Linked DNA regions of Homo sapiens: region 1 is linked to region 2. Evidence: read pairs that join two places in POLR2A ChIA-PET (ENCODE). Cell type or tissue: PC-9. All regions are shown on one strand. Each heading gives the region's core, and the rest is flanking DNA. Links, peaks and the distances in the headings are about the cores only. Region 1 has its middle 13 kb from the start of LINC01480. Region 2 holds the start of B9D2 (B9 domain containing 2).

Region 1 (8,419 bases), core at 261-8,260, 190 kb before region 2:
AGGGTAACTGGAGAGAGGGAAGTTATGTTTCAAAAACTTTTGGAAACTATAGTACACCTGTTTTTAAATTCTAGTCTGGCATTCAGTTTTTATTATTTTCTACAGTTTGGGTTAAATTCGTATTTCTCTGGCTACAAGTCTCCTAAATAATCTTTTCATTTGTTTCCTTTTTCTTTCCCTTTTTCCCCATTTTTCTTAATTGGAAATCACTGAAACCTAAGCTGTGCTTTCTTAAAGCCCTGTGAACTGAAGACTAGACAACCGAAACTTCTGAAGGAAGTAGCAGCAACCTATTTATATGTGTTGCTGTTGCCTACTATTATGTTTTAGCAGGTGCTGCCTCTACACCCCCGAAACAGAGAGTGCTACTGGGAACAAATCGACTTTTTCCACTCCAGTGCTGCATTCGGTGCCCCATAACGATGACCCCCTCTCAGCAGGAAGTAGCCAGAAAGATTACAATGCTCCATCTCCCTATGATTCTTGTGATAAATAAATATACAAGCATGATAGAAATCATGCGCAAATTGACAGTGGGGATTGTGGCAGGCCAGATTTCACTAATGGAGGTCCCCATCACAACTACTTCAGTACTGACTGAGTGGTTAAGTTCAGTATCAAAAGCTGAAAGTGCCAGCGCCTTTCTACAAAGGCTAGAATGTAACAAAAGCCCACCAAGGGTTTTACCTAGGCCTTTCCTGGGCCTTACAGCATGACAAAACAAAGAAGGAATTCTTAACCAGACCTGTTTAGGATTAAACAAATTTAATTGGGGGTCTGAAGAAACTCGCCAGGCCTCCACAAACAAGTTCATTGGGGGTCTAAAGGAACCCCCCCCAAACCTCTGTGATTGAGCAGGAGACAAGGTCAGGGTAATAGCCCCAGCACCTGGACTCATTTAGATTTAAGTAAATGTACTGAGGCTCCAGAGAAAGGTCTCCAAGACTTAGACTAGAGTTACAGATTAAAAGAAGTTAATCACTTATATCTTTAGATAAATGCACACTGACACGTAGACATACATCTTAGAAAATATATAAGCTCTGGAAAACCTTGTAATTTACAGTTGGTCTGGAGATATTTTCTGGGCCTTCTCTCTGTAACCGGTTCCAGAAATAAAAAACTCTCTTCCTCCCCAGTTTATCTGCATCTCGTTATTGGGCCGTGAGAAATAGCAGCCAGACCCTGAGTTTGGTCTGGGAACACACTGGCTGGGCTTCCTGCCTGGCGGTAGAGCTTCACTGTCCTCCTTCCCAGCCAAAATGTGGCCCTTGAAGGCTTCCTCCCCAACTGACCGGTTTTGGGTTCTAGGTACTCAGGGAACACCGTCTTCAAGGAGGCCATTTTCATACTGTTCCTGGTTTGATTTTTCTGAAATTAGGAAATGCCCCTTGAGGCATCCAGGATTGTCTTTATTTCCCCTGAAGCTTCCCCTCCTGAAGAAAAAAGTTCTCAAACACCCTCAGGACTCAAACCCCAAGTTCACCCTGTGAAACATTCCCATTTCCTAAACCCAGGCAGGCTCATGGCCCTCAGCCTCTCAGACCCCATGGAAACCTCCTCCCCCACTTCACGGGTTCTCTCCATATTGAGAGCCTCCCCTGCTCGGCACACAACCCAGAGACTCACCCCAACATGTGTAGCAAATCACCCTGGAAACAATCATGGCTGAACGTGGTAGCCCATGCCTGTAATCCCAGCACTTTGGGAGGCCCAGGAGGTGGATCACCTGAGGTCGGGAGTTCGAGACCAGCGAGGCCAACATGGTGAAACCTCGACTCTACTAAAAATACAAAGTTCACTGGGCATTGTGGTGTGTACCTGTAATCTCAACTACTCAGGAGGCTGAGGCAGGAGAATCACTTAAACCTGGGAGACAGAGATTGCAGCGAGCCAAGATCGCACCATTACACTCCAGCCTGGGCAAGAAGAGTGAAACTACATCTAAAAAAAAAAAAAAAAAGGAAAAGGAAAAGAAAAAAAAAATCATGAGGCAACATTGCATTTAACAATATTTTATTTATCAAAAGACACTTGTCTTTCTCAGGTAAGTGAAGGTCTAGAGATGAAACGAGTCCCGATGTAAATTGCCCCATGGGCATTGCTGAGATCACAAGATCATCACTGCAGCATGCAGCACAATAGTAAATTTCTCAGGATGGAAGTTCAACAATCCAAAAGGTAGTATTTTTTTTCATGATGCTCAGTCCATCATACGAAATAAAAATAAATTCCTTTTCATGATCATCCATTCAGTAGAAAAAATGATAGTAAATTTGTTCTCATGAAGATTTTTACCGTAACATATAGGATTTATCGTTATTATTATTATTCTTTGTTTTTTGTTTTTTTGAAGCGGAGTCTCACTCTGTTACCCAGTCTGGAGTGCAGTCGTGCGATCTGGGCACACTATTAACCTCCACCTCCAGGGTTCAAGCATTTCTCCTGCCTCAGCTTCCCGAGTAGCTGGGATTACAGGCATGCGCCACCACACCCGGCTAATTTTCGTATTTTTACTAGAGATGGGGTTTCACCGCATTGGTCGAGCTGGATTTGAGCTCCGGACCTCGGGTCATCCGCCCATCTCAGCCTCCCAAAGTGCTGGGATTACAGGCGTGAGCCACCGCGCCCGGCCTCAATTTATCATTATTCACGCATCCACAAACTGGGTTCTTATATTTTGTACGTGATTTTTTCCATTGAGGAGAGATATCTGTGCATATTCATGCTGCTCATATTTCATCCACAAACTCGGTTCATATTTCATCCACAAACATAATTTTTTCCGTTGAGAAGAGATACTTGTACATATTTATGCTGTTCAAATTCACATTTCATCATTCTTTTACAAGAAATAGATAATGTATTTTAAGGTTTTCCAGTGGTATTACAGATATTTTACTGGGTGTATAGATAGAAATTAAACCAAACTTCTTTGTTCTGGCCGCCAGTCATGCATCCTGTTTTCAACATAGTTCACATACAACTGGTTGTGTAAAAATGAAATTATTTTGTTTAGTACAATCATCAACAGTTGGTTGATTAGATTTTTAATTATCAAGTTAATCATTGTCATTATGCTTCTCATCGCACTCGTCATTAATTGCTGTGGGAGGAAATTTGTTATGTTCCCTATGAGAGGGTGTATCACAAATTCAAATAAGAATTCAACGACAATGGACTGTATAAAGGAAATAAGCAAGTCCATGGAAAACATATTTTTTTCCGGAAAGGATTAAAATATTTTTAAAAAGGAATTAAAAAAAAATTGGGCACGGTGGCAAATGCCTAGAGTCCCAGCTGCTCAGGAGATGGAGACAGAAGGATTGCTTGAGCCCAGGAATAAGTTGGAGGCTGTAGTGAACAGTGATTCCACCACTGTACTCCAGCCAGGGCAATAGAGGGAAACCCTCTTTCTAAAAAGACAAAAAGAAACAAAACAAAACAAAAAAACACCACATCAAAAAACCCAACAACAAAATGAAAAACCAAATAACAGCAATACAATTGGAGCTATTCGATCCAAAGAAGTAAATGAAACATAAAGCAAATAAAAGAGAAAAGCTAATACCTGTGTCCTGCAGGACTCAGTCCAAGTTCTGCTCTGACTCCCTCCTGGTGAGCCACCCCTTAAAAAGTCACTTGGGGCGGGGTTACTTTGACAGACAGTCTTCTGTCAAAGAGGGAGGCGGTAAATAGCACTTTTTTTTTTTTAATTTAACGCCTTTCCAACAAATTAGCGGCTATGTTGTCTAAGAGTGCAAATGTCAGAGGTGGGTACAGGCAGCAAGACCCTCCCCACAGGGGCAGCAGAAGGAGGAATGACTAAGGGAACAAGACTTTAGTGTGCTCAACTACACAGGACAGGAAACAGATGCTTTTTACAAAAGCTGGTGGACTTGAAGGCAGAATATTTTCAAGTTCCTGTAACTGCGAACTATGACCTGTAGCCTGTGAGAGTGACTTTCTGTGGCAAAGGAGCTTTTGTGAATGTGAGGAAGTTAATTATCTTAACAGTGGGAGGTTCTCCCGGCTTATCTAGCTAGACCCTCGTGAAATCCCAAGTGTCCTTAGGAAGGGGAAGCAGAGAGAGATTTGAGTCCAGAAGAGGAAGAAGGTGATGTGAGGCCCAGTAGGGGAACAAAGGGCGATGGCATGTAAACACTTAGCCCCCAGAAGTGGGAGAGGGCTGGGGTTCATCACACCAGAATCCCTAACAATCAGCCTTATTTTAATTACCCTTGAAATGGAAGGAGGCCTTAGAGAGCCAGAGGCTTGGAGGGGCACCCTCTGCTGCATACACAGATCCCAACTGCTGTGGGCTCCAAATAATTGCACCAGGGAAATCACAAATTATCAAAAATAAAGGATGTAAAGCTTTTAAAAAATATTAAAAGCCCAACAAATAAAAAAAGTTCTAAATCTATAAAATTGACCTCAGTCTGTATATTTAGATGAGTCATGTGTATATAGCGTTTCACTTCAAAATATATGATAAATCTCTCATTCATTGGCTTAAAAATAAACACTTCAATCAAGTCTTTATCAGAAAAATTGAAACGTTAACTCAATTGCCTTTTAGTTCATGTGACTTTACAAAACTTAAAACAATAAAGTCAGTTTTAAAAATTATTAGTAAAGTAAAAGAAAAATATCTTCACAATGTAGACATTTTGTCCACATGAGACATGTGAAATATTGCCATTACTAAATATTTGCAGGTCAAAAACTGTTTCCAAAACATTTTAAATAATCATCTGGCCTGTCTGTTTTAGAGCATTCAATTCTAGCTGAGGTCTGGGGACATGTGAAAGGAGCCACGGCCCGACTCCGTGCTGGGAAGAGTCAGACATTTTCCACAGCTCTGTCCTTTGCTGTGGGCTCTGCAACTCCTACCAATTAAAATTGCTTACGTTTTTGTTTTATTTTTACTAAAGAGGGGTTCCTAAAAGCTAACATTATACTGAGTATATGTAACTAAAACTACTAAGAAAACAATTTCACAATTATACAAATGTGCCAAGTAAATGAAAAAATAAACTGTATTTTAATAAAGGTTATAAAAAGAAAAACATATAGTGGTGTGAGGACTGTCTCAGGTCTTCACTGAGCAAGGGATCATGACATTCTATGGCGGACAGCTGACCTTGGCTTTCTGCTCCTCTTGATTATGTCTACTAAGTGACATACTTACTCTTTTTCCACCTGTCTTGCCTCTAAGGGTAACAGGTTTTATGAGATCCCTCCTAGTGCTTTGCAGGTCAGCCTCCCTTTGCTGCATTCCAATTTTACTGCCTATACCCTCCAGCTGGCTTTTGATGACAAAAGTCCTGGTCCCAGCCATTCTCAGATTCTGTCATCCCCGTGGGCACTATGGAGCTCAGCACTATGGGAGGTTCCCCAAAAATCTCGTTTTCTATGAGGAATGGCCACCACCTGCATCTCAGTGATGCTAGTGACCCCTTTCCTACTCCTGTGCTCACTGGTCCTCATGAAGATCCTGGTTGGTCTGTAGCCCCCTATTTTTCCTATTAAAGAGAAATTACAGTAAGACCAATTTGTGTGCAAAATCAATTTTAGGCTTATTACACTTGGCCTGATAATTTGCATAAAATGCAGCAAGAATTCATCGGCCATATAGGCTACTTTTGAGTTAATTTTCCTGGGTTTTTACCTAAAAATATACTATTTTGGTTAGAGTCTTGTGAAAATAACCAATGTGTTCAATTGTTTTATTTTAAAAGGCTCTTACTGAACACTATAAATATGTATAAGTTGAATATACAAACTATATTGTCATAAAATCACAACCCAAAATGTGGAGAACGCAGAGGGAAAGGTAAATTTGCTCGCAAAAACATACTTCACCCAAATAACTGGAAAAAAAAAAAGACTTTCATGACCCTTCTTTAACCAGAGCAGCAGCTTTCAAACAAGATGTTTGCCTTGGAAATGCCATTCACAAGCCAAACGGCCCTTGAGAGCTGTCTGTCAGGCACTGTAGAATCTAGCAGCTCCTCACAGAGTTAGAAATAGTTTCAGGAAAGAGATTCCCTGCTTTTAGTAACTGCACTTTATATTCCCAGATAGCGAGATTGTATGTAAACCATTTTTATCTTATTCTGGAACTCTTTTGGGTACTTTTTTTTTTTTTTTAAATGATGGAGTCTGGCTCTGTTGCTCAGGCTGGGGTGTAGTGGTGCGATTTCAGGGTATGAGAAAATGCAGCTGGACCTGGCTCTTTCCAGGAAGACCCTCACAGCCAAGGAGTCCAAAGCCTGGGGTTTTCATCTAATTCCAGTGTGACTGGGGTAGGAGCAGCTTTGGTGCTGGGTGTGTGTGTGTGTGTGTGTGTGTGTGTGTCTATGCCTGTGTCTGTTTAGGGTGTTAGGCTCGTGGTTGTCTAGATACAAATGTCCCAGGGCTCAGGAGCCCCAGGGTTATGTCAGGGGCACCAGATGAAGGTGTCAACAGAAGTTAGGGCACAAGGGACAAAGGTGAGAGCAAGGTTAGATTCATTTAGGTGCAAGAAATCATAGAGGGAGGAGGGAGAGGAAGGCCTCCTGCTACCACCGAGGAAGAAGCGCAGCTTAAGGCAGAAAGCCTGTCCGGAGAGGAAGTGAGTTTGAGGGCAGGGCTCTCTGGGTAAAGTACGGTCTGGGACACCAGCCTGGGGGAAGGGTACAGAATGCAGAGTGGCCTGGCGTGGGGACTAAGAACAGAGGAGAGCAGCTTTCACTGGGAGGGTCAGTGTTTTCAGTGTCCAGCACTGAGCAAGGTGAGATTTGGGCAGCTTGCTGTGAAATAAGGTCAGGCTCTGGCATTGTCCCCATTGCGTGTGTGTGTGAGGGGCACTTTGGGAGAGTGAACTCTCCACCTCCATCCTCTCATACGTCCTTCAACCGAGCTTGCCAGTTACCCTGATTCCAAGGAGATCTATTTATTGTTGACAATACTGGATCCTAGCAGAGGCTGGGTAGGAGCCTGGGCACAAGCAAGTGGAGGAGGGGGCCTGGGCCTGAAAGACCTGGGAGGTTTGAGAGAGGACACAGCCCACAGAATGGAGCAGATGGGGTAGAGTCGGCAAGCATTCAGGGCTCCTAGTAAGTTGGACAATGGAGACCCTGAAAGATCCAGTAAAACGGGGAGAACAAACAGGTCCCCAACTCACATCCTTGCAGTGCCTGGAGCTTCAGACTCCAGACAGGTGGGGAAGGAAAATTGAGGGATGTGAACATGTTGGAGAATGTCGTGCCCTGAAGAATGAAGAAAAGGGGGGTGAGGAATGAGAGCAGGAACGGCTTCCAGTGCCTGGTGCCCAGGAGAACTCAGAAAATGGGTGTGGTGGAGAGGAATCGAGGAACCGGAAGTGGTGGAAGTGTGCAGGGCCCCTCCGAGATCACTGTGACTGCCAGGCGTCCTCCCTGGCTGGAGAGCTTCACTGTCCTCCTTCCCAGCCAAAATGTGTCCCTTGAAAGCTTCCTCCCCAATGGACTGGTTCTGGGTCCTATATATTTGAAGGGGTGGCCTGCCTCTCCACACCTGTGGGTATTTCTAGTTGGGTGGGAGGAGAGACAGAGAAAAGAAATAAGACACAGAGACAAAGTATAAAGAAACAACAGTGGGTCCAGGGGACCAGCACTCAGCACACCAAGGGCCTGCACCGGCACCGGCCTCTGAGTTTCCTCAGTTTTTATTGATTATTATTTTCATTATTTCAGCAAAAAGGAATGTAGTAGGAGAGCAGGGTGATAATAAGGAGAAGGTCAATGAAAAACATGTGAGCAAAAGAATCTATATCATAATTAAGTTCAAGGGAAAGTACTATGCCTGGACGTGCACTCAGGCCAGATTTATGTTTCTCTCCACCCAAACATCTCAGTGGAGTAAAGAATAACAAGGCAGTATTACTGCAAACATGTCTCACCTCCCGCCACAGGGCAGCTTTTCTCCTATCTCAGAGTTGAACAAATGTACAATTGGGTTTTACACCGAGACATTCAGTTCTGAGGGGCAAGCAGGAGACAGTGGCCTTCCTCCATCTCGACTGCAAGAGGCTTTCCTCTTTTACTAATCCACCTCAGCACAGACCCTTTATGGGTGTTGGGCTGGGGGACAGTCAGGTCCTTCTCATCCCATGAGGCCATATTTCAGACTATCACATGGGGAGAAACCTTGGACAATACCCCGCTTTCAAGGGCAGAGGTCCCTGCGGCTTTCCACAGTGTATTGTGCCCCTGGTTTATTGAGACTAGAGAATGGCAATGACCTTTACCAAGTATACTGCTTGTAAATATTTTGTTAACAAGGCACATCCTGCACAGCCCTAGGTCCCTTAAACCTTGATTTCATACAACACATGTTTTTGTGAGCTCCAAGTTGGGTCAAAGTGGCTGGGTCAAAGTGGCTGGGGCAAAGC
Region 2 (8,419 bases), core at 200-8,199:
GGTTTCATCATGTTGGCCAGGCTGGTCTTGAACCCCTGACCTCGTGATTTGCCCGCCTCAACCTCCCAAAGTGCTGGGATTACAGGCGTGAGCCACCGCGCCCAGCCCCAGAGCAAGATCTTATCTCAAGAAAAAAGAAAGGAGAAAGAAAGAAAGAAAGAGTACTCCTCCTCCTATCAGAATGTTAACGCAATCTTCCCTGCAGCATAGCAAGATGTACTAATGAAACTGTTGTAACATATGTACTGGTCCTGTAGCCTGGAATAAACTCTATAGTTAATCATATTTTCCTTTCTTTTCTTTTTTTTCTTTTTTGAGAGTAGAAGTCTGGCTCTGTCGCCCAGGCTGAAGTGCGGTGGCGTGATCTCGGCTCACTGCAACTGCTGCCTCCCAGGTTCAAGTGATGCTCCTGCCTCAGCTTCCCAAATAGCTGACACCACAGGCATGTGCCACCACACCCATCTAGTTTTGGTATTTTTTAGTAGAGACAGGGTTTCGCTATATGTTGGCCAGGCTGGTCTCGAACTCCTGACCTCAGGGTATCCACTCTCCTTGGCCTCCCAAAGTGCTGGGATTACGGGCATGAACCACCGAATCCGGCCTCAATCATATTTTCTGAATCTCATTATTTATAGTTGACGATAATTTATTTTCTTTTATTTAACATGTATACATGGGAGCCTTCAGAATGAAGACCTCAGCCGGGAGCAGTGGCTCATGCCTGTAATCTCAGCACTTTGGGAGGCCAAGGTGGGCAGATCACCTGAGGTCAGGAGTTTGAGACCTGCCTGGCCAACATGGCGAAACCCCGTCTCTACTAAAAATACAAAAATGAGGCAGGAGGTGCCAGCCAGGTTGTGGAGAGCCTTGTCATGCATGATAAGACTTTGGCTTTTACCCTGAGTGAAATGGGGACCACTGGACGGGTCTGAGCAGATGGGACCTGACTTAGGTGTTCACAGGGTTCCAGCTGCATGTGGGGTGCAAACTAGAGGGGTTGGCAAAGGGGACCCCAGAGACAAGGTCCCTGTCATAGTCCAGGTGATAGATGAACTTGGACAGATCAAGGTGCAGGGCGACAAAGAGGTGAGAAGTGGGATTTAGGGTGTATTTCAAAAGTAGAGGCAGTAAGATTTCCTGATGGACAAAATGGGGGCTTGAGAAAAGAGAATGCAAGGCTGGTGCCACCACTAGGGGACCAGGGGCCCCAAGAGCTGAAAGGTTAGAGCTGTCTACCTCACCCACACAGCATCCAGAAATAAATAAATAAATAAATACATTTTCCCCAGCTCCAGCTTAAAGGACAGAAAGATCATTTAAAAGTGAAACCTCTGCCAGGTGCAGAGGCTCACTCCAGCCTGGGCAACAGAGCAAGATTCTGTCTCAAAAAAAAAAAAAAAAAAAAGTAAATAAATAAAATAAAAAAGAAAATACAAAAAGTAGCTGGGCCCAGGCGAGGTGGCTCATGCCTGTAATCCCAGCACTTTGGGAGGCTGAGGCAGAAGGATCACATGAGGCCAGGAGTTCGAGACCAGCCTGACCAACATGGTGGAACTCCATCTCTACTAAAAGCACAAACATTAGCTAGATATAGTGGTGGGTGCCTGCAATCCCAGCTACTAAGGAGGCTGAGACAGAAGAATTGCTTGAACCTGGGAGGCGGAGGTTGTGGTGAGCAGAGATCATGCCACTGCACTCCAGCCTGGGCGACAGAGGGAGACTCTGTCAAAAAAAAAAAAAAAAAAAAAAACCCGGCCGGTCACGGTGGCTAACGCCTGTAATCCCAGCACTTTGGGAGGCTGAGGCGGGTGGACCACCTGAGGTCAGGAGTTTGAGACCGGTCTGGCCAATATGGTGAAAACCCGTCTCTACTAAAAATACAAAAATTAGCTGGGTGTGGTGGTGCACGCCTGTAGTCCCAGCTACTCGGGAGGCTGAGGCAGGAGAATCTCTTGAACCCGGGAGGCAGAGATTGCAGTGAGCTGGGATCGCACCACTGCACTCCAGCCTGGATGACAGGGGGAGACGCCATCTCAAAAAGTAAAAAACCAAAATTATAACGAGGGTACAACATTTCAATAGGATAACATTTATATTAAACAATTCAATGGAATACTTCACTAGTTGATATATGCATTATTAATGGGGTCTCCCTATATTCGAACTTCTGGCCTCAAGAGCTCTTCCCGCCTCAGCCTTCCAAAGGGCTGGGATTACAGTTATGAGCCACCGCGCCTAGCCAATGGTAGCTTGTAAATACTTTGTATCTATTGGCCTGGCTGGGTGGCTCACGCCTGTAATCCCGGCAGTTTGGGAGGGAGAACTGGGAGGATAGCTAGAGCCCAGGAGGTCAAGACAAGACTGGGCAACATAGCAACATAGCAGGACTCCATCTCTTAAAAAAAAAAAAAAGAATTAGCCAGCCGTGGTGGTGCATGTCTGTGATACCAGCTACATGGGAGGCTGAGGTAGGAGGATCCCTTGAACCCAGGAGTTAAGAGGCTGCAATGAGCTGTGATCGAGCCACCGTACTCCAGCCTGGGTGACAGAGTGAGACCCTTTTAAGGAGCCTTGATGGGACCTGATGACTGGCTTGATGTGGGAAATGATGGCATCTAGGATGGCATCCAGGGACAACATCTCCATTTCTTGATTGATAAATCAATCAATAGGAAAGAGGATTTTCTGCAAATAAGGGAATCTTAGTTCCTCATTTCTCTTCGCTACCCCAACCGCTCCTTGCTCAGAATCAAGCAGTAACAGTGAACTTGGTAGTAGCTCCGAGAAGGAAGTTGGACTTATCCAACTTCCTTCCTTCCTTGTCCTTGAGAAACCTAGGGGAACTCTAAAACGGAAGCAGAACCCACTCCCCAACTTCTCCACTCTCTGAATGAGGAGTGATTTTTTTGCTTTGTTTTCCAGTTACAAGGCCGGGGATGTACACGAGGTCCTGGAAGGAATTCCCCCTTGGTCCTGGTTCAATCTCTGATTTGTGATCCCGGACCACAGAGAGCTCTTCGGTGGGGTAGGCGCAGCACGGAGCAGTTAGGGATTTGCTTTTTTGGTAAAGAAGGTATCTGGGAGAAACTGCACTCAAACTTCCTCAGCCACACTCAACATGGCAGCTTCCTAGCCACGCCCAAAATGGCGGAACCCTTTGCCGTAGCTGGAGAGACGCTATTTTCCCAAAATGGAGCGGAGGAGGAAAATGTCCATCACAGCTTCACCCCGCCCCCCGCAGACGGCTAGCACCAATTAGTAGCGCGCAGAGCGAGTACAAAGCTAGGGGAGGAGCCTGCTGTTGCCCCAGCAACAACCACGGAAACCAAGACGAGCGCGGTCGCGGAAGTATCGCGGCTTACATATCTCGCAGCCAGGCGGGTCCTGGGAGAGGCGCGAGCCAGGCCTGGTCGGCGCCCGCGGAGAAAAGAAGCAGTCAAGCCCATGAACTACAACCCCGGTTGCCGCTTTCTCCTCTCCTAACCGTTAAGTGCGCTAAGGTAGGAATGACGCATGCGCTGCGCTTAGAGGCGGGGTTAAGTCGGACCTGAACTCATAACGCATGCGCCTTATGGAGCTTGCTGGGGGAGGGAAGCGGGGTGGCTGGCGTGACGCGGAAGGCGGGTCTTTTGCGCTCGTGGGCGGAGCCATAGCCCCTTCGGGCGGGGCTTTCCGCCGACCTGAACCCGAAAAGGTTATTTTGGACTTCCCAGAGTTAAATGCTGGTTCCCCAGACAAGGGTCCCCCCATTTTTTCCAGGCTTTCATGGGTTGGCAATTAGGATCTGTGGTCAAGACCTCAGCCTCAGGGGTGTGACGAAGCTAGCTTGGAATCCTAGTACTACCCTTTACTTGCTGGGCCTCAGTTTCCCCCCCGTCAAATGGAGATAATACACTTACCTCACAGGGTTGTGATTATATTTTTCCCCTCCCAGGGCCATGGCTGAGGTGCACGTGATCGGGCAGATCATAGGGGCCAGCGGTTTCTCGGAAAGTAGCCTCTTCTGCAAGTGGGGCATTCACACAGGTATTCCCCCAAGCCTGGTTCATTTCCACACCAAGACCCCTAGCCTAGAGGCTACATGCTCCTTCCTCCACCCCTTAACGCAGACTCTTAACCTCATTTCCATCAGTTCTCAGTACTCCAGGCCCAGCCCACACCCTGTCCACATGAGTCTCAAGCTCCCATCTTTGTGTGTGTGAGGGGTGGGATACAGACAGGGTCTCTCTCTGCGCCCGGGCTGGAGTAAGGTGGTGTGATCATAGCTCAGTGCAGCCTCGAACTCTCGGGCTCTAGTGATCCTCCCGCCTCAGCCTCCTGAGAAGCTGGGACTACAGACACGCACCACCAAATCTGGCTAATTTTTTTTATTTTTTGTAGAGACAGGGTCTCGCTATGTTGCCCAGGCTGGTCTCGAACTCCTGCGCTCAAACAGGCCACCCACTTCAGCCTCTCAAAGTGCTAGGATTAAAAACGTGAGCCGCCACGTCCCAGGAAAGTAATTTTGTTCATGCTTCCCCAACTGAGGCCCTATAGAGTCATGGTATAGTGTAATGGTTAGGGTCATGGGCTGCCAGATCTGCATTTAAATATTAACTCCCCCACCTATTAATTGGAGACCTTTGGACTCGACCACTTTGAGCCTCAGTTTCCTTGTTTCAAAGTGAAGCTAATAGTAGCTAAGAAGCAGCACAGGTTTGAGGTTAAGAGCACAGACTGCCTGGGTTCAAAACCAGTTATTGCTTGTTAAGGCACCCTTGGGCTGATTATGTGAACTTGGGCACTTCTCTTCACCTCGACTTCCTTGTTTGTACAATGAGAGTCATAGAAATATTTACCTGTTGAAGTTGTCATGAGTACTAAACGAGTATCAACAGCACTTAGAATAGGAATAGGGCTGGAATAGGAAGTGCTCATTCAGTGTTTGCCTGGCTTATACAAGACTTTGATGGGGTCTTGTTTGTAAAGCCTGGGGTATGTTGTTGCGTGGCACAGATGAATGTCTATGAAACAGATGTGGCCATTTGGCATTATCATGTCTTCAGGCCTGAGTCCTAGTCCCTTTTTTTTTTTTTTTTTTTTTTTTGAGACTCGTTCTGTTTCCCAGGCTGTAGTGCAGTGGTGCAATCTAGCTCAGCCTTCCAGGTTCATGCCATTCTCCTGCCTCAGCCTCCTGCATAGCTGGGACTACAGGCGCTCGCCACCATGCCCGGCTATTTTTTTTTTTTTTGTATTTTTAGTAGAGATGGGGTTTCACTGTGTTAGCCAGGATGGTCTCGATCTCCTGACCTTGTGATCTGCCCATCTCGGCCTCCCAAAGTGCTGGGATTACAGGCGTGAGCCACTGCGCCTGGCCCTTTTTTTTTTTTTTTTTTTTTTGAGACAGAGTCTCACTCTGTAGCCAAGCTAGAGTGCAGTGGCACGATCTCGGCTCACTGCAATCTCTGCCTCCTGGGTTCAAGCGATTCTCCTATGTCAGCCTCCCGAGTGGCTGGGACTACAGGCACCCGCTACCATACCCAGCTAATTTTTGTATTTTTAGTAGAGATGGGGTTTCACCATGTCGGCCAGGCTGGTCTTGAACTCCTGGCCTTAAGTGATCCGCCTGCGTAGGCCTTCCAAAGTGCTGGGATTACAGGCGTGAGCCACTGCGCCTGGCCCTTTTTTTTTTGAGACAGAGTCTCACTCTGTAGCCAAGCTAGAGTGCAGTGGCACGATCTCGGCTCACTGCAATCTCTGCCTCCTGGGTTCAAGCGATTCTCCTATGTCAGCCTCCCGAGTGGCTGGGACTACAGGCACCCGCTACCATACCCAGCTAATTTTTGTATTTTTAGTAGAGATGGGGTTTCACCATGTCGGCCAGGCTGGTCTCGAACTCCTGGCCTTAAGTGATCCGCCTGCGTAGGCCTTCCAAAGTGCTGGGATTACAGGTGTGAGCCACTGCGCCTGGCCCCTGGGTCCTTTTTGATTCTACAGGTAAGTGAGGTGGAAGTTGAAATTCCCAGGAAATCGGAACCCTCCAGCTGATGGATGAGGGGCAGGCTCTGGAGTCAGACTTGGTTTCCAGGTTGGACCACTCACCTTCTCTGTGACCCTGGGCAGAGGCTGTCCCCTCTTGGAGCCTCAGTTTCCTCATTTGTTCTTCATAGGGCTGTTGGGAAATCTTGCTTTTAAGGAGCCTGACGCAGGGCCTGGTGCTTCCCTCAACTCAGCCCAGAAGGGAGTAATGACTAACCTGATTTTTATTATTTCAGGGAGTTGCTGGGGATGTTGATCCAGCCAAGAATACTGAGGCAGTTGGATGAAAGGCTTGGGCTCTGCAGTTAGAGCTGAGTCTGAATCCAGTCCCATGATGGGACCTTGGTCTGCTATAGTCACTGCTATGTCACCAGCATGGAAAACAGTGCTTGGCACATAGCAGGTGCTGAATAAATGTTCATGAACTCACCTTCTCAGAGCCTGTTTCTTTACCTGTTAAATGGGGATTATATTAGCTCCCACCTCCTAGGATCACTTATTTGTCCAAGAAACATTTATTGAGCACCTTCTGTATACCAAGAGCTGGGTTTGTGGTCTTGGGGATCCAGCAGTGTGCAAGGTCCCTGTTTTCCTGGGCCATACAGTAGGGGAGACAGAAAATAAATAAGCAGGCCAGGCGCGGTGGCTCATGCCTGTAATCCCAGCACTTTGGGAGTCCGAGGCGGGCAGATCACCTGAGGTCAGGAGTTTGAGACCAGCCTGGCTAACATGGTAAAACCCCATTTCTACTAAAAATACAAAAAAAATTAGCTGGGCATGGCGGCGTGTGCCTGTAATCCCAGCTACTCGAGAGGCTGAGGCAGGAGAATCGCTTGAACCCAGGAGGCGGAGGTTGCAGTGAGCCGAGATGGTGCCATTGCACTCCAGCTTGGGCAACAAGAGCAAAAGTCTGTCTCAAAAAAAAATAAATAAAATAAAATAAATAAACAGATAAACGAGTGCAGTTGGGTGTGGTGACTCACCCCTGTAATGCCAGCACTTTGGGAGACTGGAGCAGGAGGATCACTTGAGCCCAGGAGTTTGAGACCAGCCTGGGCAACATAGTGAGACCCCCGTCTCTACAAATAAATAAAAAATTAGCAAAGCATAGTGCTGTGTGCCTGTCGTCCCAACTACTTGGGAGGTTGAGGTGGGAGGATTGCTTGATCCTGGGAGGTCAAGGTTGTAGTGAGCTGTGATTGTGCCACTGCACTCCAGCCTGGGTGACAGAGGGAGATCTTGTCTCCCCCCACCCCCCCAAAAAAAGAAAGGAGCACCGTGATTCCAGACAGTGGTAAGTGCTAGGATGAAAAGAAATGATGTGGCAGGGACTAGTGTTTGGTGAAGAGGGTCAGGGAGAACCCCTCTGTGGAAGTGGCACTTGAGCTGGGCCCTGAAGGATGAAAACAAAAGCTAGGGATGGGGACACCCAGGAGCAGAGCTTTCTAGGCAGAGGGAACAGCCAGTGCAAAGGCCCTGAGGTGGGGAGTCAGAAGTGGGACAGTGAGGCCAGAGGGTGATGAGGGAGGGGGAGAGTGATGGGAGATGAACTCAGGGAGGGGAGCAAGAGCCAGGCCACGTGGGCCATGGTGGAGGGTCTGTAAACTGGGGGGTGAGGAGGGGATTAAGAGTCCTAGAGGGTGGATTAAATGAATGGATGCTTAAAGTACTTAGCATAGCATCTGGGATTTAGTTAGTACTCGGTGCATTTTCTTTTTTTCTTTTCTTTTTTTTTTTAGATGGAATTTCGCTCTTGTTGCCCAGGCTGGAGTGCAATGGGACCATCTTGGCTCACTGCAACCTCCGCCTCCTGGGTTCAAGTGATTCTCCTGCCTCAGCCTCCTGAGTAGCTGGGACTATGGGCGTGCGCCACCACACCCAGCTAATTTTTGTATTTTTTTAGTAGAGATAGGGTTTCAGAATGTTGGCCAGGATGGTCTCGATCTCTTGACCTTGTGATCTGCCTGCCTTAGTCTCCCAAAGTGCTGGGATTACAGACGTGGCTAATTTTGTGGGTGTGTGTGTGTGTGTTTTTAGTAGAGACAGAGTTTTACCATTTTGGCCAGGCTGGTCTCGAACCCCTGACCTCAAGTGATCCACCTGCCTTGGCTTCCCAAAGTGCTAGGATTACAGATGTGAGCCACTGCGCCCATCCTAATTTTTGTATTTTTAGTAGAGATGGGATTTCGCCATGTTGGCCGGGCTGGTCTCAAACTCCTGACCTCAGGTGATCAGCCCGCCTCAGCCTCCCAAAGTGCTGAGATTACAGGCGTGAGTCACTGCGCCTGGCTTGTTTGTTCATTTTTTGAGATGGAGTCTCACTGTGTCACACCAGCTGGAGTGCAGTGGTGCAATCTCGGCTCACTGCAGCTTTTCCAGCGATTCTCGTGCCTCAGCCTCC

Evidence for each region. ChIA-PET counts read pairs that join two places held together with the same protein. Peaks named below come from ENCODE experiments on the same cell type or tissue, not always from the same donor. Only the 100,000 strongest peaks of a DNase experiment are listed, where the experiment ranks them.
Region 1: POLR2A ChIA-PET joins it to region 2 with 17 read pairs; 8 of 35 experiments call an interaction of 5 or more read pairs at or near these places.

The regions. Positions count from the first base shown.
Region 1 is chr19:41,544,705-41,553,123 of GRCh38, reverse strand. It overlaps a transcript of CEACAM21 not described here. Among named protein-coding and RNA genes, the nearest start is that of LINC01480, 13 kb to the right of the region's middle. In PC-9, for the core only: no CTCF peak of the experiment used is centred there; no DNase peak of the experiment used is centred there; H3K27me3 peaks cover 7,808 bases.
Region 2 is chr19:41,359,039-41,367,457 of GRCh38, reverse strand. It overlaps B9D2 (B9 domain containing 2), which reads left to right and starts at 3,309. Exons shown (of 4, transcript NM_030578.4): 1 at 3,309-3,500; 2 at 3,935-4,026. The coding sequence starts at 3,939. It also overlaps a transcript of TMEM91 not described here. RefSeq lists an enhancer at 3,334-3,453. In PC-9, for the core only: a CTCF peak has its summit at 862; DNase peaks (open chromatin) are centred at 3,227, 3,527 and 4,827; H3K4me3 peaks cover 2,177 bases; H3K27ac peaks cover 1,561 bases.